Linked DNA regions of Homo sapiens: all the other regions are linked to region 4. Evidence: read pairs that join two places in POLR2A ChIA-PET (ENCODE). Cell type or tissue: CD4-positive, alpha-beta T cell. All regions are shown on one strand. Region 1 has its middle 19 kb from the start of LNCARGI. Region 2 overlaps UBAC2 (UBA domain containing 2). Region 3 overlaps UBAC2 (UBA domain containing 2). Region 4 holds the start of GPR183 (G protein-coupled receptor 183). Region 5 overlaps UBAC2 (UBA domain containing 2). Region 6 overlaps UBAC2 (UBA domain containing 2).

Evidence for each region. ChIA-PET counts read pairs that join two places held together with the same protein. Peaks named below come from ENCODE experiments on the same cell type or tissue, not always from the same donor. Only the 100,000 strongest peaks of a DNase experiment are listed, where the experiment ranks them.
Region 1: POLR2A ChIA-PET joins it to region 4 with 13 read pairs; 7 of 35 experiments call an interaction of 5 or more read pairs at or near these places.
Region 2: POLR2A ChIA-PET joins it to region 4 with 26 read pairs; 11 of 35 experiments call an interaction of 5 or more read pairs at or near these places.
Region 3: POLR2A ChIA-PET joins it to region 4 with 16 read pairs; 11 of 35 experiments call an interaction of 5 or more read pairs at or near these places.
Region 5: POLR2A ChIA-PET joins it to region 4 with 20 read pairs; 11 of 35 experiments call an interaction of 5 or more read pairs at or near these places.
Region 6: POLR2A ChIA-PET joins it to region 4 with 44 read pairs; 11 of 35 experiments call an interaction of 5 or more read pairs at or near these places.

Annotation. Positions count from the first base shown.
Region 1 is chr13:99,411,563-99,415,562 of GRCh38, reverse strand. No RefSeq gene overlaps it. Among named protein-coding and RNA genes, the nearest start is that of LNCARGI, 19 kb to the left of the region's middle. In CD4-positive, alpha-beta T cell, no CTCF peak of the experiment used is centred here; a DNase peak (open chromatin) is centred at 2,072; H3K4me3 peaks cover 2,085 bases; H3K27ac peaks cover 915 bases.
Region 2 is chr13:99,365,847-99,369,846 of GRCh38, reverse strand. UBAC2 (UBA domain containing 2) reads right to left here. Exons shown (of 9, transcript NM_001144072.2): 8 at 1,941-2,060. Among named protein-coding and RNA genes, the nearest start is that of MIR623, 12 kb to the right of the region's middle. RefSeq lists enhancers at 3,265-3,354, 3,683-3,782. In CD4-positive, alpha-beta T cell, no CTCF peak of the experiment used is centred here; DNase peaks (open chromatin) are centred at 1,616, 1,986, 2,586, 3,606 and 1 weaker place; H3K4me3 peaks cover 1,165 bases; H3K27ac peaks cover 2,969 bases.
Region 3 is chr13:99,373,778-99,377,777 of GRCh38, reverse strand. The region is part of intron 8 of UBAC2 (UBA domain containing 2); the gene reads right to left. Among named protein-coding and RNA genes, the nearest start is that of MIR623, 20 kb to the right of the region's middle. RefSeq lists an enhancer at 1,901-1,970. In CD4-positive, alpha-beta T cell, no CTCF peak of the experiment used is centred here; DNase peaks (open chromatin) are centred at 1,487 and 2,257; H3K27ac peaks cover 2,414 bases.
Region 4 is chr13:99,305,761-99,309,760 of GRCh38, reverse strand. All of the region lies in intron 4 of UBAC2 (UBA domain containing 2), which reads right to left. GPR183 (G protein-coupled receptor 183) reads left to right here and starts at 2,362. Exons shown (of 2, transcript NM_004951.5): 1 at 2,362-2,421. In CD4-positive, alpha-beta T cell, no CTCF peak of the experiment used is centred here; DNase peaks (open chromatin) are centred at 1,810, 2,310 and 3,300; H3K4me3 peaks cover 2,811 bases; H3K27ac peaks cover 3,158 bases.
Region 5 is chr13:99,385,406-99,389,405 of GRCh38, reverse strand. It overlaps UBAC2 (UBA domain containing 2), which reads right to left. Exons shown (of 9, transcript NM_001144072.2): 9 at 2,902-4,000. Among named protein-coding and RNA genes, the nearest start is that of MIR623, 31 kb to the right of the region's middle. RefSeq lists an enhancer at 3,431-4,000. In CD4-positive, alpha-beta T cell, a CTCF peak has its summit at 1,786 (motif pointing left); a DNase peak (open chromatin) is centred at 1,775; H3K27ac peaks cover 2,681 bases.
Region 6 is chr13:99,359,625-99,363,624 of GRCh38, reverse strand. All of the region lies in intron 7 of UBAC2 (UBA domain containing 2), which reads right to left. Among named protein-coding and RNA genes, the nearest start is that of MIR623, 5.5 kb to the right of the region's middle. In CD4-positive, alpha-beta T cell, no CTCF peak of the experiment used is centred here; a DNase peak (open chromatin) is centred at 2,254; H3K4me3 peaks cover 1,032 bases; H3K27ac peaks cover 4,000 bases.

The DNA of each region.
Region 1 (4,000 bases), 110 kb before region 4:
CCACCTTGCTCGGCCAGCAAGTTGTTCAGGAAAGAAGGGGAGGAGGAAGAGGAACCTTCTCTCGTGGTTGGGAGCTGGTGAAACTCACGAGAGGGCCTTGGAGTCTGTGTGCTCTTCCAAAGAGCGGTCACTTCAGTGCGGGCTGGTTGGCCTGCCCCACCCCTGGGGCTCCCGGGTCACTTCTCCACAGAGTGAGTTTGAGTGTGTGAGCAAGTGTGTGAGAAGCGTCAGTGTGTGTGAGTGAATATGCGTGAGTGGGTGTGCAAGTGTGTGCACGTTTGAATGTGTGTTGGTGTGTAAAGTGGGTGTGAGTGTGCATGTATGTGAGTGAATGAGTGTGTGTGTGAATGGGTGTGTGTGGGTGGAGTGCATGTGCATGGGTGTGAGTGGGTGTGTGTATAGTGTGTATATATGTGTGCATGTTTGTGAATAAGTGTGTGTCATGTGTGCATATGTGGGGTGTGTATGGAGTGTGTGTGTCTGTGTGAGTGTGCGAATATATAGTGTGTGCACACACCTGTGAGGATGGGTGTGTGTAGTGTGTGTGCACGTGTGAGTGGGTATGTGTGAATGAGTGGATGTGTGTGTGCATGAGCATGTGTGTGAGTGTAAGCGAGTGGAAATGTTATGTATGCAAGTGCAGGTGTGTGTTAGTATACACGTGTGAGTATATGAGTGGGTGTGCAAGCATGTGAGTGGAGTGTGAGTAGGTGTGTGCACATGTCTGCATGGTGAGTACAAGTGTGTGAATGGGTATGTGTGCACATGTGTGAATGTGTGCATATGTGTATGGGTGGGGAAGTGTGTGCATGTGTGAGTGGGTGTGTGTGCACATCTGTGGGTGTGTTTTCACACGTGTGAATGGGTGTGTGAGTGCATTGTGTGAGTGGGTGTGTAGGGTGAATGTGTGCATGTGAGTGGGTGTGTAGGGTGTGTGCATGTGAGTGGGTATGTAGGGTGTATGCATGTGTGTGAGTGGGTGTGTAGGGTGTGTGCATGTGTGTGTGGTTGTGCATGTGTGTAGAGTGGGTGTGTGAGTGTGCATGTGTTTGGGTATGTAGGGTGAGTGGGTGTGCATGTGCACGTATGTGTGTAAATGGGTGTGTGCACGTGTGTGAGTGGGTGTGGGTGTTATTAAAGAAAACTGGAGCCGACAGCAGTTGGAGCGGTGGACGCAGATCTTGCTCAGGAACTCTTGCAATTGGAGAAAAGTCCTCAGGACAGAGCGGGGCTCCATTCCCAAAAGGACGAGGAAAATGGGGCTCATCCCCAAGGAGCAGAGTTGGGGGATGGGAAATTACTGAAAGGAAACATGAGGGTTCTTGTTAAGATGACCTAAGCCGATTCCTGCTGAAAGCCAGGGTGATCTGATGTCGAGGGCGGGGGTGAGGAATTTGACCAGATAAGAGAGGTGACCAGAGATCAAGGCTGGGTGGTTCCGTATGGACGCCCAAAGTTGGGAAAGCCCAAAGAAGAAGGCTTAGGGAAGCCTTACTAAAGTTTGGTCAAAAAGAATGGTGTGTGTGTGTGTGTGTGTGTGTGTGTGTGTGTGTGTAGGCAGTGCAGTTTGGGGTTTGGGGCTGGCCCAGACAGAGGAGATGGCAGGCCTGTGCCCAGCGTCCCTCACCGGCCCCTCCCCTGTAAGCTGGGCTGCTTTGGTCCTGGGAAATCGCTTCCCCTGGCTGCTTTCCCAGGGCAGGCAGGAGCCACCTGGGGGCTGTCCTTGACTCTTGAGCTAGGCCAAGTGCTCCGAGATCTTGCCATTCCTTCGGTTTGTTCTCTGCACTCTCCTTCCCTGGGAGCAGCTCATGAACTGAAGGTGGGACAGGGCAGAGGTGGCTTCTCTCACCAACTCCAGGACATGTCTGTTTACTTAGTTAAGGGGTTAGAATGCTAGAAAAAAAACTCTTGCTTGAGTGTAATCTGTAAAAGAAAGAACAATATAAAACAAAGTAGCAAAAGGATCATTGCGTGGGTTTTTACATATTTCTTACTGTGTTGCCATTTTATCAGGGCCAAACTCAGAAGAAAGCAAAACCTCAACAGCTCTAGCCGCAGCTTTGCTTTAGCGATGTTTCCCCTGCACGTCTTCTCTTCTCAAACAGGTCCTAACACTCTACCGCAGGCAGTAGGAGACCATGCTTTTGCATCTTCCAAATGCAACCAGTAGCTGGCACAGCACTTGGGGAATTCTTGATAAAGTTAAAAATATGTATAAATTCAATTTTCAGAGTGCATGACTAGCTCTACCTCTGTCGATATATCATCTCTATCTTCACCTATCTTTATCTATCCACCCACCCATCTATCTCTCTATTCGTCTATCCATTATCTAATCTATCACCTCTATATCCATCTGACATTATCTATCTATCTATCTATCTAATCTATGGATTCATTCATCCTCTATCCCTCTATTCATCTATCCATTATGTAATCTATCATCTCTATATCTCTCTATCATCTATCTACTTATCATCTATCTATCCAATCTATCTCTCTATCTATCCATCCATCCTCTGTCCCTCTATTCATCTATTATCTCTATATCCATCTATCTATCAGCCACCTGGCATCTCTAGCATCCCTATCATCTCTATATCTAAGTAATCTGTCATATCTGTCCACCTGCCTATCTAATCTAGCATCTCTGTCTCTATCTATTCATCCATCTATGCATCCATCCATCCACCCATCCTGAGGTTCAAAGGGCTTTCTGGTGCTCCTCTCTCTGCCTTTCAGCCTTGCTTCCCTTCCTTTCCATTTGAATAGAAGCTCCTTCTCTATTTGCAGAGATGAGACAGAGATGTCTATACCTGGGTTGACATGAGGCACAATCTACAGCAGGATCCCCACCAGCCAGCCTCAAATTGTTCAGGAGGGGACAGCTATGTCCTGAATCGAGGGAGGTTTAGGGGATCATGGACCTGGTGCCCTTCAAGTCAGCATCTGACTGCAGAAGTAAGCCATTCAGAACCTGGATCTCAGTGCTGGCTGCATGAGCTACAGTGGTCCTTGGGCGAGCTGTACACCCTCTGTACACTTTGGTGCCTATGTGTGCACCACGTAGACCATCACGTGACCCCAACCTGCTGTGCACAGAGCACTGCATAGACCCACTCCCACTCTTCTTTTTGTCACAGTTTGGAAATTAAGGCTTAAAGGATGATCAGAATGCAGCTGAGAGAAATGGAGGTGGGTAAAAAGAAGGCAAGGCTAGGTTACTTAGCAGACTGGGAAAAGTGCATTTGAAATAGGAAAATATGTACACGTTTTCAACAAACAACCCAATAGAAAAAGGGGCATACAATTTGTACAGGCATACAGAAAGATTACCACATGGCCAATAAACATGTGAAAAGGTGACCAGCATCAGTAGTGATCAGGGAACTGCTGTTAAAACCACAACCCACCAAAACAGCTAACCTGAAAAAGACTGACAACACCAAGTGGTGGTGAGGAAGAGGAGCCACGGGAGTGCCCCCACACTGCTGGAACGATTAAGAACAGCTACTTTGACCAACTGTTTGCCAGGACCTACTAAAAGTAGAAACATGCAGAGCCTGTGACCCAGCAGTTCCACTCCCAGCTGTATGCTCAGCAACATGTAGACAAGTTTCACCAAACACATAAAGTACATAAAGAGCAGGACTGTGTGTAATTATCCCAACTGGCAGCAACTGCACCACGCAGCAACAGTAGAACGGATAAATAAATGGTGGTGCTCTGTGCTCTTCTAGTTACCATGGCTGTGTAAAACATGTCTTTGTCAGTAAGCTTTTTGTTGAAGTCCAACATACTGTTCTAGTTACTGTGGCTGTGTAACAAATTACCCCAAAACGGCAACTGGAAACATAGTTTTATCATGTTTGTGGATTCTGTGGGTCAGGATATTGAAGAGGGCACAGTGGGAATGATTTTTCTCTGCTCCCTGACCTTGGAAGTCTCCGCTGAGAAGGATCAACAGCTGGGGGTAACTCTGAGGCACGGGTTGGGGCCT
Region 2 (4,000 bases), 60 kb before region 4:
CATATGTTACAAGGACATAACTGATAGGTCCTTTTCAGGATATGAACATAATAATTCTTTGTTCCATAATTGGTGATGTTAATTTTGATAACCTGGTTAAGGTGGTGTCCAATTTCTCTTCTGTAGAATTACGGTTTTCCTTTATAATTAGTAAGTAACTTGTGGAGGGATACTTTGAGATTACAAGCGCTCCTCAACCTACGATGGAGTTAAGTCCCAATAAATCCACTGTACGTTGAAAATATCATAAGTTGAAATGCATTTAGTACACTTAACCTACTGAATATCACAGCTTAATCTAGCCTACCTTAAAGATGCTCAGAACACTTAACATTACCCTACAGTTGGGCAAAATCATCTCTCACAAATCTAGAGTATTGACTATCTCATGTAATTATTGAGTATCGTGCTGCAAGTGAAAAACAGAACGGTTCACAGTCGCTGCCCAGCATCGCAAAAGAGTCTCGTACCACGTATCGCTGGCCTGGGAAAAGAGCAAAACTCAAAATTTGATGTATGGCTTCTACTGAGTATGTATCACTTTTGCACCACTGTAAAATTGAAAAATTGTTAAAGTTCGACAATTATAGGTCAGGGACCATCTATATATAAATAGCCTAGTCTTCATATATTGATCATTTTTCCCTGAATGGATTTTTATTACGATGCTTGCAAATTTGTGATTTTCTGATACTATCATTCTTTGTATATTTATTACTTGACATTCCATTTAGGAAAAGCATTTCCTTCCCTCCAGTGTATGTATTTATATAAATATTTATCTACTATTATAATGCATGTATTCTTACTATCCTTTATTTATTCTGATCCCCAAGCCGATGCCCTAGATGTGGCCAGTGGGATCCCGCAGCTGGCTCCAGTGTCCTTCTGACAGGCCCCAGCAGTGACTGATCACTTCCTTACTTTCCTGGCACACGATGATCCAGGGCTATCCTGTACGTTCCCTACACTGGGCCTGGAATCCACCGTTTTCCTAAATAGGCCTGGTTCCTTTTAGTGGGGAGGAGTGTTTAGAAACCAGATCTGGGCAGTAGGTGAGCCCACTGCTACCAGGAGGCCACTGCTTCTGAGCCCTCTCGGTCAGAGTGAGGGTATGTGTACACACACACACACACACACACACACACACACACACACTCTCTCATGAGTTTACGATGATAGTGATAATTCCTTTCCAACCCCACAGGGTTCTCCCTTGCCTTTCCCTGCTTTATATATTTATTTTCCTTCTTCCACAATAAAATCAACCGAGTTCCTCATTTGCTCAAATCTATAATACACACAGCATAATTTTAGAATTGCTATACTCATACCTTTATGAAAACTAAACCTTGAAGAAATGTTTAAGATTTGTTTGCAGTTCTTTTTGTTTCTTCATTAGACTGAGGGTATATCCGGTACAAACGTTACTGAAATCCATTTTCCCTCCTTCAATGTGATTATGTTATTCATTTGAAATGCAGTTAGAGCATTTGTTTGTTTCTTTTCAGTTTTACATTTGTCCCTGTCCTTTTGGTTTGCTTGTTGAATATGTAAAACATTAACATGACTCAAAACCATACAAAAGTGAAACCATGCCAAAGGCACACTCCCTCCCCATCCTCCCACCTCCTTGTCCCCGATCCTTCACAGAGAACCAATCTCATTAGTTTCTTGTATATATGAAGTGTAAGAGCATCTAAAACAAGCTACCATAATACATTCCCACCCGCCGCCCCCCAACCAATAATGCCTTCCTTAAACTCGTAAGAACCACAATAGCCAAAAAAAAGCCCAAAGTCTCTATCATGGTGGCAGATGGACTGCTGTCACCATCTTTGTATTTACACGCTTGATTACTTTTGAGTCCTGTTGATCGAAACTGCTTCAACTCTGAAACATGGATTTAGAATGAGTACCAGGTATTACTGATTAATTACCTGTTCCTCAGAAACTTCTAGAGGGGGCGCTGCTGGCTCAGACTGCCGACCGCCCTGATAGTTTACGTTTTGTCGCTGACGTAAAGGAGGAAAAAGACGATTCCAATTGATCATTCCTCCCTAAAAAGAGATCAACACACAGTTATCAGACACAGAAGGAGCAGAATCATCATAATGCTTGGAAGAGCTTTCTCTCAATGCAGTTACATCTATAGACTGGGAAGGAAGTATCATATTGATCCGCTCTATGCAAGCAATTCAAATTCAAAAGTATCACAACATCCTTCAGTCAATAGCACAAAATTGGCAGCCTGCAGTAGGTGCTCAGGAGAAAAGAAAGTAATAGGCAGTGTAAAAGCTCTTTGTGCACTGTGGCTCTGGAAGGCAGTGAAAGACACTGTACAGACACTCCTAATTTCAGCCCGACTGTGACGCCACTGACTGTCCCAACTCCAGTTAACTCTTAGGAGCTCAGGGCTTTGCAGGGTGTGATAGGAAGGAAGGCATGGAGACGAGGCTAAATCACTGAGGGCAGCCAGAAATCTGGTGTTTCCATCACGGCCCTTAAAATGCTCCCCTGCTCTACCTTTCTTCTTCTTATGACTGAAGTAAATCCTGAGCGCACACAGTGGAGGAAGACTGCAGACTGTGATAAAACCTCAGCAACAGGCTAGAGAGTGTGAAGGGAAATCTGACAAACAGCAAAAAGGTGAGAAGTGAGCATCAGTAACCATCTTTCTGAGGGTGGCTCCACGGATCCTGAAGACTGACAGCAATGCCGTTCCTGGCTTAGTCTATGTCACCAACAAAAAAGAAGCCACCATGGGAAGAAAAATGCATCACATGCTGCTTTAAAAAAATCCATGTTTCTAGCTATATGGCAATCTTTGAATTTATTAATTTAAATCTCTATTTCTAGAAGTCTTCTAGTCCTGACAAAATTATAGACTAAGATCTGAAACTCTTCCTACTACAAACACCTAAAAATGCTATTAATAGATAAATATTTCTATACACAGCTAAATATGAAAGAAGTAAGTGGAGTTGCAAGGCCTCAGGAACAAGTGGGCGTGGGAAGCAGAGCCGCACACTGTGAGCAGCCTGGGAGACGGGGGAGCAGAGGCCCTGCTCACCCAGGACCACTTGGGTTCTATCACTGTTTGAGTTCGGAAGATGCGGCCTTGGGTCTGAAAGAGGCAGCAATTTTGAGCTCAATTATCTGTCTAAAGATACAATCTTCAAATGGCAGCACCCTCAGCGAAAGGGATGAAAAAAAAATCAAACTAAAAAGCCTGTCTTCCCCCGGAGACAGCAGGAATCTTGGTCCTGCCTGAGAATTAAGAACCACAGGCAAATTTGGGGTTCAAGTTATACTATACATATGTTGTTATATTCATGGTCTCAGAACCCATCAAAAAAGTTACATAAAGATTGGTTTTGGGATGGAGATATCGAAGGAGCCAAGCAAAAGCAAATGTAAAATTACTCTGGAGAGATATTCTCTTGCCTTGGGGTTACATGGGATTTATAGTTAAAGCTCCAGTGGGGAAAAACTCAGAATTCAAAACCACAAAATCCACAAGGAAATCACCCATGATGAGCAAGTCGGCACACAAAACACACAAGAGACTGGGTCCCCAAGGACCTGAATATAGGAGGATCTGAAAATGATTACACACTTCAAAAAGACTAGGACGTCACAGGAGGACCTTAAAGAAAAGAATAAGGTATTATGAGAAAAAACAGATGTGAAAAAAAATTAGGGAAACAGAAGCCACTCTCACCTCTCACCTCCTCCCCACAAAAGATAAATCTAAAATATAAAGACGTACACAAGTTGATGTAAAGAGATGGAAAAAAATCAGAGAAATACTAATCAAAGAAAGCTGTTGTTGCTACATTCATGCCAAATAAATAGACCTCGAAGGCAAAAAAAGGCAGTATTAGGGATAAAATCAATAGAATACATGAATATCATATTTATATGTAACACAATGGCATCAAAACACAGAAAGCAAAAATTAATAGAATTACAAGAGAAGTGGAAGCATCCAGACATA
Region 3 (4,000 bases), 68 kb before region 4:
ATGACCTCTCAGGACCACTATTCTCCTATGGAGGGCAGCGGGGCCAGGTGTGTGGTGGGCCCTAAAGAAGTCAGAAAGACAGGAACAATCTTTTTAAATGGTGAGCATAACATTCTAACAAAAAGACTGTGTTGTTCTAAAATACACTTTATGTATTTATAAAGTTTAGCAAATACACAACTCTGATGACTATATAAATAATGGTATTATAGATGGTCAGCCCATCTCTCTCCCTATCGAAAGCACCACATTTTAGCCACAACACACATTAACTCACACTGAAACCCTGGACTACTTCATTTTCTCTGCAGGCTGCTTCCTGTCTCTGTAGTCCAGCTACTGGGATGAGAAGCATCAGAACTCACCATGAGCACCTGATCCGATCTAACATCCACAGGAAGAGAAAGTTTCAATGTAAAATCTCCTGATGTCAAGTTGTTAAAGTACAGGAATGAATGTTTACAGGTCTCCTCTGCTCTAAGGACTGGCACTAGGTACTTGCATGAGTTGGGTACTGGGTTAGGGCCTTGCATGGATCTGGTCTCCCTCATAGACGGTGAGCTCCCTTGAGGGCTGGCACCAGGCCTGGCTTGCTTCCCCCCAACACAGAGCCTGACACACCCGGTGCCCAGCACCAGTTAGAGAAGGCTGAATGTGAAGATCAAAAGTGACCAATAAACATGTGGAGGACAAAATGAGAATGCTGGTAGGACACTGAGACTCTGGAAAAGACTGTGCTAGGATAGACACTTGTTCTGGCGTGAGTGGAGGCAATGGTGAGGCGAGGCGAGGCGAGGCACGGCGCTGCATACTGCAACTTCGTCAGTGTTGGCTTCATGGGCTTGCAGTCATTCATTGGTCTGGAAAATTTTAAAAATGTCTCAAAGAAATTTTCTAAAAAGGTGTTCTTTCAACATTCCCTCTCCATCTCAGAGCACAGCGAGTACCTTCCTCCTGCTCAGGCATCACAAGAAGTTTCTGCCTAAAAATCCTCACCACAAAATATCAGATTAGAGTGCAGCTTGGTTTCTAGCCCCCAAATCGAAATGATTCCTTCCTCTAACTTCATTGAGAAGCCAGCTCTAGTTGGGTTCGCCTCCAGCATGCTTTGCTTTCCTGTCTTCCACATCTACTTATTTCTTATTTCTAGACACTAACATTCCCCAAATGTAACATCCAGAGCCTGCTTTCCGTAACAGGAAACCTGACTTCCAGAGGTGAGGAGCAGAGATAAGGCTACTCAGAGGACACCAAGGTGCAGCTGGTGCTGTGGCAATGGCAAACTCCAGCTCCGCCCTCACGGGGATGAAGACCCACTCTGGAGGTGTCCAGGGTGCCCCACCAGAGCCCCCACAGGGATGAAGACCCTCTTGGAGGTGTCCAGGGTGCCCCAGTGGAGCAAGGTGTGACTCCATCAGTTGCCTTTCGTCACGAGCTTCTGAACCACAGGCGTCAGCAGCCCTTCACCAGCCCTGGTGTGACACTTCCACATGGCTGGCTGACCAAGGCAGGGGAGCATGACAGAAATAGGCGTTGCCACAAGAGCACTGTCACTGTCACCTGACAATGTTCCAAAGGAGAGCAAGATGGAATACATTCCCTAATAATGTGCTTTTCAGAGAACCCACTGAATGAGGAAAACACCCTAGAGATGGAAATAAATCTGTACCAGTTTCTCTTTCCTTATTTTTTATTTTTAAACATCTATGATTGGGATGTGTGTGCCTACTACCTCAAGATAATTCTCATTTAAGAAAATGCCAGCCTGGGCAACCCTTGTCTCTACCAAAAAAAAAAAAAAAAAAAATTAGCTGGGCTTGGTGGCATGTGCCTGTAGTCCCAGTTACTCAGGAGGCAGAGTTGGGAGGATGGCTTGAACCCAGGAGGTCGAGGTTGCGGTGAGCCATGATAGCACCACTGCACTCCAGCTTGGGATACAGAGCAAGACCATGTCTCAAAAAAAAAAAAAAAAAAAAGGGAAAAAGGAAAAGAGAAAAGAAAATAAATGAAATCCCACTTTGGTATTTTACTTGCAATTCAACTCCTCTTTGACATAAGTAAAATGGGACATTCATTCCAATGAGATTTCTAGCAACTCCCCTCAGTGAAAGACTCCTTTTGGTTTATTCAAACTAGAGTGTGGTTTTCTTTAACTTCCCTTTTAGCTAAGTGCGTCAAAAACAAATGTTTTTTTTGGGTTTTTACTTCCCATATTCTGACGCTTGCAGAAAGCGATGCCCACCTGAAGACGGCCCCCACCCGATCCTGAGCTCACACTGGGTGCAGGGTAGCATGCACACCCTGTTGGGGGAGCCCAGATGTGCTGGGCCTGCCTCGCCCACTGCTGTCATAGCAACTGGCACCGGTTACCTGTTGGCACCAGCTGCCCACCCCCATGCTGACGCATGGCCGAGACCCTTGCAAGGCAGTGCAGCCCCCACCCCCCTCTCCCTGTCTGACCACTCTCTTCCTTGGGAGAACTGCAGATCCCCCCTCCTTTCACATCTCTTGGTTGAACTCAGGTTTCTGGTTATTACAGACCCTGCCAGCGTTCTGGGCTGCTCTGAGACCAACTGTGTCTAGAGCCTCGTCAGGGTCTTGTATGGAGCAGGTCTTTAGTTAAGGCTGGCTGAGCTCCTTTGTGTACATCTCTCAGAGCACCCAGCAGAATGAGACACCCCACAAAAGTTGGTTACTATTTGAGTACCATCTAGTATTTCATTGTAACACATCTAACTTTGGGATCTTGTTAGAAAACGTATTTCCAATCTACTAGAGCAAGCAATGGAAAAACCTGGCATAATACCACTCTCTAGCACATTTTTTATGTGAAAACAAGAGTTCTGAAAGGGAAGTTTACTGGCCACACCTTCGTGTTCAACCCTTCTCCGACCGATGCTGGGGCACCTGTGTGTATCAGGCTTTTCATAGGGTAGCAAACAAGGCAGACATGGCCCCAGCCCTCAGGAAGCTCGCTGTCCACAGGGAGACCAGACGCCATGGGAGGCTAACCCAATACCCAATGTGCTGCCATGCTTGGCTACTCAGAGCAGAAGCACGAGATGTGTCTCAAAACCAATAAATATTAGAGCCCTGCTTTCAGAAGGTGAGCATTTTAGGAGTTTCGGTGGGTTTTCTGGAGACAGTGGTAAGGATTCCTGAGATGAGAAGAGAGGAGACAGCCTCATTAAGATTTAGATTCTCTAATACTAAATACATTTTGCTATTTATCAGCTAAGAGTGAAAGCACCTTGTGGGTTTAAAGCCATTCTCTCTACTTGGGCTAATGGATATCTCAGAGACATAAACAGAATCCACACGACGTGTCATGTGAATTGACCAAAATTATGGGACGCCATTGTTTTGGGCTCCAACAAACCAGAAGACCAAACTAAATGGAGTCACTCATGCTAAATGCCACACAATCAAATTGAAACTTTAAGGAAGCAGACAGATCCCAAAACAAGAAGACCTGCTTTTTCTAAAAATAGGAGATCCCAGACTACACAAGTCAGCATAATAAGGAACTCCCCTCTGCTTTAACCCTTAAAAAAAAAGCAACCTGAAGTAACTCAATGTTAACCTATCAGTTATTTTTCTATTGCTCTGTTTCCTTCTTACAAAATGCACTGTTCCAGTACTGCCTGGCGGGAGCTCACATTCTGTTTTGTAGAATGGAGGCTGCACTAATTCATAAGTTGCAAATAAAAGCCAAATAGATCTGTCACTAAATTTGCTGTAATTCTGTCGTTTGACATGCATTATAAATGTATTATTAATATTAATGCACCAAATGGTAACATCTCTTGTCTGGGCAGTTGCACCATGTTTCCTGGGCCTGGATAGAGAAAATTATAAGATTATAACCTGCCCCCTCCTCTGTGTCCAGTCCATCCTCTTGGGAAACCCAATGATGGTGTTTCTTGTGTAAGATCCCGCATGGTTCCTTGGTGTCTAGAGTATAACCACATGCCACACATCAGACCCTTGGCGAGCCTGT
Region 4 (4,000 bases):
GGCGTGGTGGCATGTGCCTGTAGCCCCAGCTACTTAGGAAGCTGAGGTGGGAGGATCACTTGAGCCCAGGAGGCAGAGGTTGCAGTGAGCCAAGATCGTGCCACTGCACTCCAGCCTGGGCAACAGAGTGAGACCCTGTCTCCAAACAAACAAACAAAAAAACTGTAAAGGCCAACTCTACTTTTACAGTACAATCACAACTCAAGAAACCCTGGTAACTTTCAACAGCAATAAAAACAAGGTTTGTGAGCTCATGAAATGATCTAATATACAGCTTCAGCGGCCTCTTACAGGATAATGACCCCATCACCTCTTCTTCATCTGCCTGACTACTCTGATATCAAAAAAAAGGGGCTGGGCACGGTGGCTCACACCTGTAATCCCAGCACTTTGGGAGGCCAATGCAGGCAGATCATGAGGTCAAGAGATTGAGACCATCCTGGCCAACATGGTGAAACCTTGTCTCTACTAAAAATACAAAAATTAGCTGGGCATGGTGGCATATGCCTGTAGTCCCAGCTACTCGGGAGGCTGAGGCAGGAGAATTGCTTGAAGCCGGGAGGTGGAGGTTGCAGTGAGCCGACAGCACACCCCTGCACTCCAGCCTGGTGAGAGCGAGACTCTGTCTCAAAAAAAAAAAAGAAGGTTGGGAGGACAGATCCAGTTTGTCAGAGGAATTACTTGAACTAGCTGAGTCCTTCACTATATAAAAATGTTTTACTTAATATAACTATTTCAAAATTAACAGGCAAAACCCCACCAGAATGGTCTTTCAACAAACTGAAAAATTTATCAACAGTGTCTTCTTCAAGTACTCTGCAGCCTAAGTTTTAAATGAACTAGTTCTAGAATATGATGTCATGTTTATCCACCAAGTCATAAAATCTCTGTATTACCCCCTCATAGAATTTTTGTACTAGGAATTACCTTGGAGATCATTTAGTTCAATACCTTTATTTTATACACAGTGAGGTGGCGGCCCAAAGAATTCAGCTGACTTGCTTGATGCTCTTTCTTGTGTCTGACAATGTTCCTCCATACTCACAGCACTTTAGACGTTAGAAGAACCTAATGACATCTGTGGGAGGCAAAAGCTACTCGACTATTTTTACAGAATCCTGGAGCAGAAAGGCTTCTGAGATCACAGAGTTACAAATTCCTACCAAATGATTCAATTCTGTTTACATCATCCCTCAAAATCATCAAGTTTACTCAAGCATCTAAATAAGAAACAGCATATTCCATTTTTCAAAATAATCACAACTTTTGGGAATGACTCTCATCTTTTGATCCAAAAGCTATGTCCAGTAACTTCTTACTGACCCTCCCGCTAGTCTCTGGAGTTAGGAAGACTGACACAAGCAATGTAAACACTTTTCTATGAGAGTTTCCACAAGCATAAGGATAATGACCCTATGCCTACAAAGCATACACATCCCCAGCTTATTTAATCAGTTCTCCTAAGACCTGCTATCCAGGCCCCTCACTGCCACAGGTGTTATCTATGTCTTCGTAAAAAGCAGCACCCAGAAGTGGCTGGGAATGGCCAGATCAGTCCTGACTAAGTGTAAACATCACCTCTCCTGATCTGAGTGCTACATATCTGGTAATTTAGCCTACAAATAAACTGCATTCTGACAGACACGTTAGTTGGTTTAAACTGAGTCAACTACAACTATGAGGTGAATGGCATGAGTCTCTTTCACCCTGTGCTGAAGAGGCTGGATTTTATCTATAATGGGCCTCCCTTCAACTGTTTCCCTGTTATTCAAGTACTCACACAGCCTCTGACTCAGGCAGCCTCTCGACTGAAAACGGCGACTAATCCAGTCCACTCCACATCCTGGACTGTCACTCACCCCCACGCCACAGAAACCTGTTTCTTTCTCATAAGCTGTGGATAAGGTGGAATGTGTAAACTACTCCCTGATACCAAGTTTCCAGGTAAAAAGCACTGTCAAAGTTGACACTATTTTCCTTAAAACATTTAAAAACCCATACTTTTACATGCAAAATCAATATAAAATCATCAGTAACTTGGTCTTTTTTTTGGTTAAGGTTTATTGCTTCAGTCTCTTTCAAAGAATTTTTTGATACTTAAACCTTTACAGAAAAATTTATAAAGTTCCACAGATATCAACAATTCATAAATTCCAAGGGGCTTTTGGATAGTTTTTTTTAATCACTATAAAAAATTTCACTTCCCATTTAAAACAAAAAAAAACACAAAGTGCACACACGTACACGAGGCTAACTGCTCATTACATGCTCAGTCACAGGGTGACAGAGAAAAAAAAAGTCACCACCATAAAAGGAGGTCTGCACAGCCTCTCTTAAAACAACATGCCACAGTTAAAACTTACTTCAGTTTGGACAACTACTCACAGCTACTACACAGAGACCCGAACGAGTCACTGATATGTAAGTACAAGATCTTTTGCTTTTTCAACAAACTTTTTAAAGAAAAACTTTAAAAGCCTAAGTTTTAAGGTAAAAGGTAAAAAGGAAAACAATCTATTTAAGAACAAGCTACCATCACTTCTAACAAAAATTATATTAATAATGTAAGTTTACTCTCTCTGCTGACTGGTAGGTCTAGTTAGTTCTTATAAAGTTGACTGAAAGCGATGGGTCCACCAGAAATATCTTTGTCAAAAAATAGGGCTCACTTCATGTACTACTGTATAAACTCACAATGACAAAAGACAGTATCAAGCAAAACTATGCAAATAATGCCAATATTTCAGGATAACTTAGTATGAAGGAAAAGGAACAAAGTTATTTTAATATAGAATATTCCTATGCTATAGGAATTATTAGAAATATAAGATTATTTCTCAGGATAGAATCTCAGGGGTAGAATTCCTAGGGCAAAGGGTATATTTTCTAAAGCTTTAGATATAAAACGGTACTTTTTGGTCTACAAAAACATTTTACCAATTTACCCTCCCGCCAGCAAAGAGTACCAATCTTTGCTTTTTAAATGCTAAATACTACTAATTAGATAAGTGAAAAAAAAGTCTGTTGTGTGGTTTATACTTGTGTTTACTTAGACTAAACGTATCTTTTCTATGTGCCTGAGGGGAAAAAATCACAATGAATTCTATGCAGTGCTTTGGCAACATTTATGTCCAGGTTGGGAATGGTGGTAACAGAAACTTGGCAAAATAGAAGCTGTGAAGAGACTTCCTTTAAAGGGCAGTGAGGGTTTTATATATGTGTGTTTGTGTGTGTGTTGGGGGAGGGGGGCGTGGTATTTTGTTTTTTTGGTGTCACTCTGAGTACAATATAGTGTAATAAGAGCAAGGGCTCTGAAATCAGGATCAAATGAAATTTACAAGCTGTGTGGCCCCCCCACACACAAGTTACCTAATATCTGGCTTCAGCTGCTTTACCTGTAAAATGGGGAGTATTACTACTGCCAAGTCCTTACAACATTGCCTCTCATTATAAGTGCTAAAAAACTGTCTCCCATCATTCTTCTCCCATCTCTCTGGCCACTGACGTACCAGAGGGTGAATCCAACAGATATGTTATGGATATTTTACATAAAGACCCTGAATCAGGCTGGGTGTGGTGGCTCACTCCTGTAATCCCAGCACTTTGGGAGGCCGAGGCAGGCGGATCACCTGAGATCAGGAGTTCGAGACCAGCCTGGCCAACATGGTGAAACCCCATCTCTACTAAAAATATAAAAGTTAGCCAGGCACGGTGGCACTCACCTATAATCCCAGCTACTCAAGAGGGTGAGGCAGGAGAATCCCTTGAACCTGGGAGGCGGAGGTTGCAGTGAGCCGAGATTGCGCCACTGCACTCTAGCCTGGGCGACCATGCGAGACTCTGTCTCGATAGATAAATAAATAAATAAATAAATGGCCCTGAGTCTATGGATGATCACACATCTAACTGTGCTTACTGGTAGGACTGCACACTTCTTATATTTTAGCATGTTTTCTCTCTGCGGGTTCACTGCACTTTTTGGACATAAAACCACAAAGAA
Region 5 (4,000 bases), 80 kb before region 4:
GTTTCTTGGCACTGTGTAAATTTCTAGGATATTTGAAATTCCCATTAGGCAGGGGGTTCAGCAGACCACAACACTGCAGTTAATGAACAAAAGAGGGCCGGGCACGGTGGCTCACACCTGTAACCCCAGCACTTTGGGAGGCCGAGGGGCGGGTCACCTGAGGTCAGGAGTTCAAGACCAGCCTGGCCAACATGGTGAAACCTCGTTTCTACTAAAAATACAAAAATTAGCTGGGTGTAGTGGTGTGCGCTTGTAATCCCAGCTACTTGGGAGGCTAAGGAAGGAGAATTGCTTGAACCTGGGAGGCAGAGGTTGTAGTGAGCCAAGATGGCACTACTGCACTCCAACCTGGGCAAGAGTGAAACTGTGTCTCAAAACAAAAATAAAATAAAGTAAAATAAAATAAAAAAGAGGCCAAAGCTATTGTTTCTAGCCAATGTAGATCCTTCGTGTTTCTCTCATTTGAAGACGTCCATCTGCTCTCTGTTAGCCCCCAGGCCCTCCTCTTAGGGAGCTAGAGACTCCAGGACAGGAGCTTCCTCGCCTTCGGTCCTCACTTCGACCTTCATTTTCTCCTTCCTCTAGTTCCAGGGGACTGAATGAAGGATGCTTCCGGTTTCTGCGGTGCCCCGCTTCGTGGCTCCTGAGTGCACCCCATTCTGGGCCTGGATCTCACGGTCCCTGTCCCTGGCTCTCCCCTTCCCCACTGCCAAGTGCCCTGGTTGAGCCTGTGCCCCACCTCCGCTTTCTCACTAGTCTTTACATTTCCTCTGGAAGCCGCCACCACTCTGCCCTCGCCCAGGCCCTTCCCAGCAGTAGTGCCGCCCCCCAATCCTTGACACTCCCACATCCCAGCCTGGGCTGCCCTCTCCTGATACTCCTGCCACCTCTCCACCTCTTCCTCCACTCCAGATGCCGAGTTCCTCAGGGTTCCATCCCCAGCCCTCCTCTCTCCTAATTCCTGGTCATCAATTTACTCCATCATCCCAAGAGCAAGACTTGTGATTTGACTCTCTAGTCCCCGCCTCTGTTCAGATTGATTTCCAACATCCAGTGATCACTTCCCCCAGCCCTTCTACCTGAACCCCAAGTCTATTCATGGCATTGTCCAGCCCTTCTACCTGAACCCCAAGTCTATCCGTGGCATTGTTACAATGTAGCTAGTGGGGTTGTTTCTCCATCAGACAGGGCTGTATTGGCAGGTTATAAATTCACATGCTTCTGGCAATTTTTATCATGTGTAAGATTTCAGTCTCAGAGCTGGAATTTTAGTCTGAGCTGTAAAGCCCATTTTGGCGTTCTTGGTCCACCCCTTTACAAAAACACTATTGGTTAGGGGAACTTGGAAGCGAAGAAAATACTCCTGATTCTCACAAATTAAGTATCAGGTAAGCTCTCAGGTTAAGATAAAATTCTTAAGTCTATGGTTTTAGACACTTCCATTTCAACTTAAGAACAATTGTAGGAACGTAAACTCAGGGACTCACAGAATATTCTAAATGACACTGGAATGTGTTCACAATTTTGTACTCAATTTCCCTAACATCTCCACCTTTCTAACCCAAACTCACCCTAGCTTTACAAATCAGAACTTCACAGGCAGGCTTTCCTTAATGTCAGGAGCAGGGGGTCACTATGGAAAATCTTACCTTCTCAATTCACAATCTAGAATCTGCTCACCCAAAAATTAAGCCCCATCTGTTACCACGTGCACAAAATCAAAAGGCTAAACCTTTTCTAGACCTCAGGAAGCCCAGTCAAGTGGCTCACTGGCGCCCTCCTCTGGCTGGGATGGCTCCGCAGGTCTTCCTTGGGGGTGCCATCGGCCTGAAAAAAGAGTCCCAGTGTCTTGACAAGAGGTGTGGAAGCTCTCAGGTATTCAAACTTCTGCGGGGAATGTCTGTGTAGATGTTTTTGTGTCAATATTTGCAGGAAGCAAGAGTGGGTGAGCAACGCGAACCCCAGTAAGACAGAAAACATGGTCAAGCGTGAAAAGGCAGGCGTGTTGTGTGTGTGTGTGTGTGTGTGTGTGTGTGTCCAGAGGGTGGTGATGGAGGGAGAGTGGCCTGGTAGTTGCATGACAAGGATGGAGAACCACGGGCCACCACTGCAAAGGCGAGGACTTGGCAGCTGTAAGGAACTGGGAAAGAGGCTGAAAGAACTAAAGAGAACAAACCAAGCCTGTAGTTGTCTCCCAGCTCTGCCACTATTTAGGTCCTCAATCCTCTACTCTCTAAACAACCAACATAGAGGGTCACTGAGGTTCCTGTGGGCAGGACAAAGGTCTCCAAAATACAATCTCATTCCAAAGGGAATCCTGATTAGCAAACACTCAAGAACAGCTGGCAAGTGTGAATCAAGGCCTCTAATTAGCTACTTGCAAAGGGGCTATTTGCTGCCCCCGTCTCCAAGGGATACCTTTGCCTCTGGTTTGGTTTTACTTGGCTAGGTGCTGTTTAAAGGGGTAGCATGGAGGAGGGGGTGTATTTTTGGGTGTTCTCTGCCTGTGCTCCTTTGCACGGGGAACACAGAGAGTGGATTTTGGTTTGCCTCAGAGGTCAGACACACACGGCTTTGCTCAGCACTCAGGAGGTGTTGACTGTGGCCTAGTTAGGGAATGAAGTCAGGGACATCTCCACCACCATCAACTGTTCCTTGCAACCCGAGATGGCGCAATTCAGATTCAAGGAGGGGCTTGTGCGTGGGACCAGCTGGGCTCCAAGAAAGTCACCTCGACCCCCCTCTGAGCAGCTAGTGGCCCCAGGCAGCCTCAGTGAGGCCGAGCTTCCAGGTTTGCACAGGTAATGCCACTGTGGGCAGTGCTACTTACAGGAACAAAAGCACTTCACTCACTTCAAATGAGCACCCAGTCGTCTGAAGAAAGACGAGCAGTGCGGAGGATTTGGTTGACTGGTAAATATGTATAGCCTGGAACAAGGCTTTATTTGTACAAGTCTGATAGAAAAATACTGAAGAGTAAAACACATTAAAAACTTTATTGTAAGTATCAACATCTAAATTTGCATCAATTTGATACATCGTTGCTCATTTTGCAGAACATAACAGTTGCACATTGCAAGAGTCAACTTGCTTCGGGTCTTTTCATGCTCATGGCGGTCCACCCCTGCCTTCCCTCTCCCTGACCTGCATCCTGTCCTCCACAGTCTGCCCTGCCTCCTGTCGCCACAGGTTGAAGACCCAAGCCCTGAGGAGAACCTGCTGCCAGGGGGCTGGCTGGCTGCGAGCCAGGAGGGCCAGGCAGTTAGCCCTGCCACAGGGAGGGGCAGGCAAGGGATCGTTTCTCCTCTTCCTGGGCTGAGCCCATGCCAGGCCAGCCACAGAGTGCCCTAGTCAGCCCATGTGGCTCCAGGAAGCCTGCTGTTGTTCTTCTCCATCCCATTTCACCCGCAGCCTAGTGGCTAACTCTGGATACTCTGAGCAAAATTAACCCAAGTTTCATGGAGAACTCCAGAACCTTGAACCAGTGCATGGTTATCACCATTCTTTGTTACTAGATGTAGGAGAAGGTACTGCAGAGTCCTCTGGCCTGGAACAGCTTGGGGGAGGATTCAGCTCCCTGTTTCTCCCTCACTCCCAGGAGATTCGAAAACAAGTTTGAGAGAAAAAACAGTAACTAAAAAAGTCCATGAAGAAGGATCTGACATGTCCTTTGTGAAGTAACATTACCCTCTCCCCATCACGACGCAGGAGATGACATGTTACAGTAAGAGGGTTACAGCAATTCCCCATCTGGAGTGCCATTCAACTGCCTGCAGAAATCTTCCATTTTAATGCATTTTAAACACATTCAAAACGAGTGCTGACTCTCCAACCTAGGGAAAATGCCCAATAAAAAATATAGATAGAAAATACATGCTAATGTAATGGCAAACTTATCTCCACACTAAAACGGCAACAGTCTTGCGGTTGAGGGCAGGGGTGCGGTGGAACCTCCCTCTTCCCACAAGAACATCAGCACCAGAGATGCTCGGTCCCCGGG
Region 6 (4,000 bases), 54 kb before region 4:
CCTCAGAGGCAGGGGCTCGCCCTTCTTAGAGGATCAGGTGGAAGCCCTGTGCTGAGGATACAGCAGCAGCAAAGAGCCGGGGGCTGACACCTTCAGGACACTGCCCCGCCGGCCTGGGCTGCCCACTGCTGGACTTCTATACAAGACAGAAATAAACTACCTCGGTTAAGTTTCTGCTATGTTGTGTTATCTGTCATGTGGAGTCAGATTCCTATTATTATTCCTATTCCCTAACTGCTATATACTCAAAATTCAAAAGTATGCACATGTGTATATTTTGGTGGGACTAGACTACTTGAAGTTAAAGCTCAAAACTAGGCATGACTATTTTGAAGAAATATAAGAAAGGATTTCTCTACCAGTTATTAGGACTTACTATTAGACTGCAGTAATTAAAGTCATGTGGTATTAGTGGAAGTTAGGCAAAAAATCCAAACAGAAGACAGAGTCTAGGAATCAACAGTAAACATGGGCACTTGGTTATGAGCCCGTACTGAATACAGTCCTGGGACAACTGGCTATAGATAGGGAAAAGATAAAACTAGGCCCTTACTTCACACCACCCACAAAAATAAAAACTAAGATTAAAGATTTAAATGTGGAAAGCCAAACTGTGAAAATTTTTTTGAAGAAATAGGAGATTATTTTCATGTCATTAGGATAGGAAAGGATATCTAAAACAGAAATACGAAGTATAAATCACAATGAAAAAAGTGGTTAAAAATTACTTTACCTGTAAGAACTTTTGTATTAAAAGTTCAATTGTTACTGAATTAAATAAGACAAACTACAGATTGAGAGAAAATGTTTACAACATATAACTGCTATATGCTCAAAATTCAAAAGTTACAAATCAATGAGACTTAATAAATCAATGACACTTATGAACTTATAAGACAACACTTATAAATCAATGAGAAAAAAATAAGTGACTCAAGAGAAAAGCAGATAATGTATATGAATACTCCATTTACAGAAGGGGAAATCCCAAGTCAAGAAACATATGAAAAGATATTCAATCTCACTAGTGTTAGGGAAAGGCAAATGAAAACAAGTTATTTTATACCCACAAGACTCGCAAAAATACACAGCCCAACAATACTGAGTGTGGGAATGATGTGAAAGAAATGGGAACTCTGATAAGTTGCTGATGAGAGTATAAACTGACACAACCCTTTTGGAGAGCAACATGTCAAGATCTAGTGAAACTATTCTAGTCTATGACCTGGCAACTTCACCTCTAGGGAGCTGTGAATGCTGAAGGGGTCATGTATGAGGATCTTCTGTGAAGCACTGGTTGTAATATTAAGTAAGAAAATGAAAAAAATTCAGTTGTTCCTAAGGAGGGAAATAAATTAATAAGTGGTTCTATTATATAAAAGACCATTATAAAAGCAGCTACAATAAATGAATTAGATTTACATGGGTAAATCTCAAATATACAATGTTTAATGAACAAATAAAGTTGTACAAGAATATGCATATACAACATATACATATACCATTTACATAAATTGTATGTAGTTTATGTAAATAATATAAATAAAATGTAATACTATTTACATAAATTAAAAAATACTCAGAACACGAGTATATATACTATTTTAACTTTTTTTGGGGATGAGGGTCTTGCTACATTGTCCAGACTGGAGAGCAGTGGCTATTCACAGGCACAATCATGGCGCACTGCAGTCCTGAACTCCCGGACCCAAGCAATCTTCCATCTCAGCCTCCTGAGTAGCTGAGACTATAGATGTGCACCATTGCGTCTGGTCTATTTTAACTTTTTTAGATGGATATATGGTCATGGTGACTCTGTTCTCCTACCCCCAATCCAGGAGATATTTGGCAATGTCTGCTCACAGTTTTGGTTGTTATGTGAAGGAGGGGAGGGGGGACAGGATGGTGGTGCTGTCGGCATTTAGTAGGTAGAGGTCAGGGATGTTGCTAAACATCCTACAATGTACAGGGCAGCCGCTATAACAAAGAATGGTCTGGATCAAAATGTCAATGGTGTTTAGGTTGAGAAACCCTGATAAGTATGTATGTAGTAAAGATACAAAAACATGCAAAGGCACACAACACACCCACTCCAGGACAGTGGAAGGGGAATGGGCTTTGAGTTCCATTTCATTTCTTACAAGAGAGTGAGAGAATCAAAGAGTAGGCAAAGCAAACAAAACCCCAATCCCTCTACTCCTGTGATAGTAGAAAAGTGCTTAAAAAGCAGAAAGTTACGGCTCTAGGTTCTAGGATGTTTTGACATGAATCTGCTCTTTACGTAGGGTTAAATATGAGCCTCTATAAACAGGAAATGTTTCCTTTACTTTGTCTTCTTCAAAAGCAATAACCACATATTTTAAAAGTGAAGAAGGAAACAGCTTGCAGTTTGAACAGGCGTTTTATGAAATACTTATTATTAGTTTGTAAGAAGATTTCAAATGAAGTAAAAATTCTTGTGTATATATACATGTATGAATGAATAAATATATATTCATACATACATACATGATGGTTTCCCAACCGAGGAGCAGTAAAAGTTTCTGACATTTTATTAAGCAGAAGTTCCATGGAACAGAAATCCATGTTCTACAGGCATTGAAAGGTTTCTGGATGGGATGGTCAGGCAGTGTCTACATTAGAGAAGCCAGAAGAGCTCACGGGTGGCTGACCTCGGGCACTCGAGCGTCCACAGGAGAGTGTGAGCCAGGCACGCGGTCTCATCCTTGCTCCCGAAGAGCGCCCCATCTCCTCGGGGGAAGGCAAGATACCCAGAAATGGAAAAGCCAGAACAATGCAAGATGATATATAATTAAGATGGGAGCTGTGAGGCCTAAATCAAAAGGACTAGAAAAGCTCAGAGTGGACATCAACCCACTGCGGCCAAAGCACAGGGGTAAGACTTCCAAGAGGATGGGGCTGGGGCTGAATATTAAAAGAGAATGATTTCAACGATGGAGAAGAGAGCAAGCAAGGCATTTTCCCCAAGGTGTTCAAAGAAAGGGGCCTAAGTGGGTTTATACCGCCTTCAAGGAGCAAAGCAATGCTAAGGAATAACGGCAGAGGGACAAAAAGGTAGAGGAAGCTGAGTTAAGAACAGTCTCTAGAGCCAGAATAACTGGGCTCAAATCCCAGCTCTGCCTCTTATTGTAACACCTTAGATGCATTTTCAAACATTTCCATGACCCTTGGTTTTCTCACCTGTAAAGTGGTAATAATAACTGCACCCACCTCACATGGAGAGTATGAGAATCAAAAGAGTTAATTCATGTGAAACATTTAAAATAGAACGTAAAGCCATCTATAAGCTTATTGCAGCTTAGCTATGATTATTCTGATCCTTACTACTTGGCCTTATACTTTATACAGTATTGTTTCTCGTCTTCCCAACTAGACTACAGGATCCTGGAGGGCTGTGATGGATGGAAGACCTGAACATATTTCCCAGGTGGCCAGTACCACTCTCAGCTCACTGCAGCCTGAGCTGACTGCTCGTACAAGTTGGTGCCCCATAAAAGAGTAAAATGGAGAACAATTACAGAGGGGGCATTATGAATGCGATGTTTTAGAAAAGCCAAAATGACTTCCAAAAGCATCTTCATCTTATTTTAAGACTGTTGGCCATTGGAAACAAATGCACCCTTTCTTCTCAGTCTTTGGTGCTCAGAAAGCCTTTATCAGCATGCCAGGTTTTGAAGTGTGAAGCACACAGCAGGGGCACCTCCAGTCTACAATCGGTGGCCCCCTGCAGGCCACCATGCAGGGAAGGTTCTGGGGGAGACCATGGGGTAGGCAGCGAAGGGCGATGTGACTCTTTAGGGGTGCTGTGCTTGGGCACACGGGAGGCGAGGCAGGGCCCACACAAGGACTTACTCAGTGTGCTATGGACCAAGGCTTTCAAATGTTTTCCACCTCATGGCACACACAGAAAAAGACAGATTTGCATGGTCCACAGGAAAAGCCAAAACTGTTTACAGCTGGCCCAGTGGCTTCAGGCCCT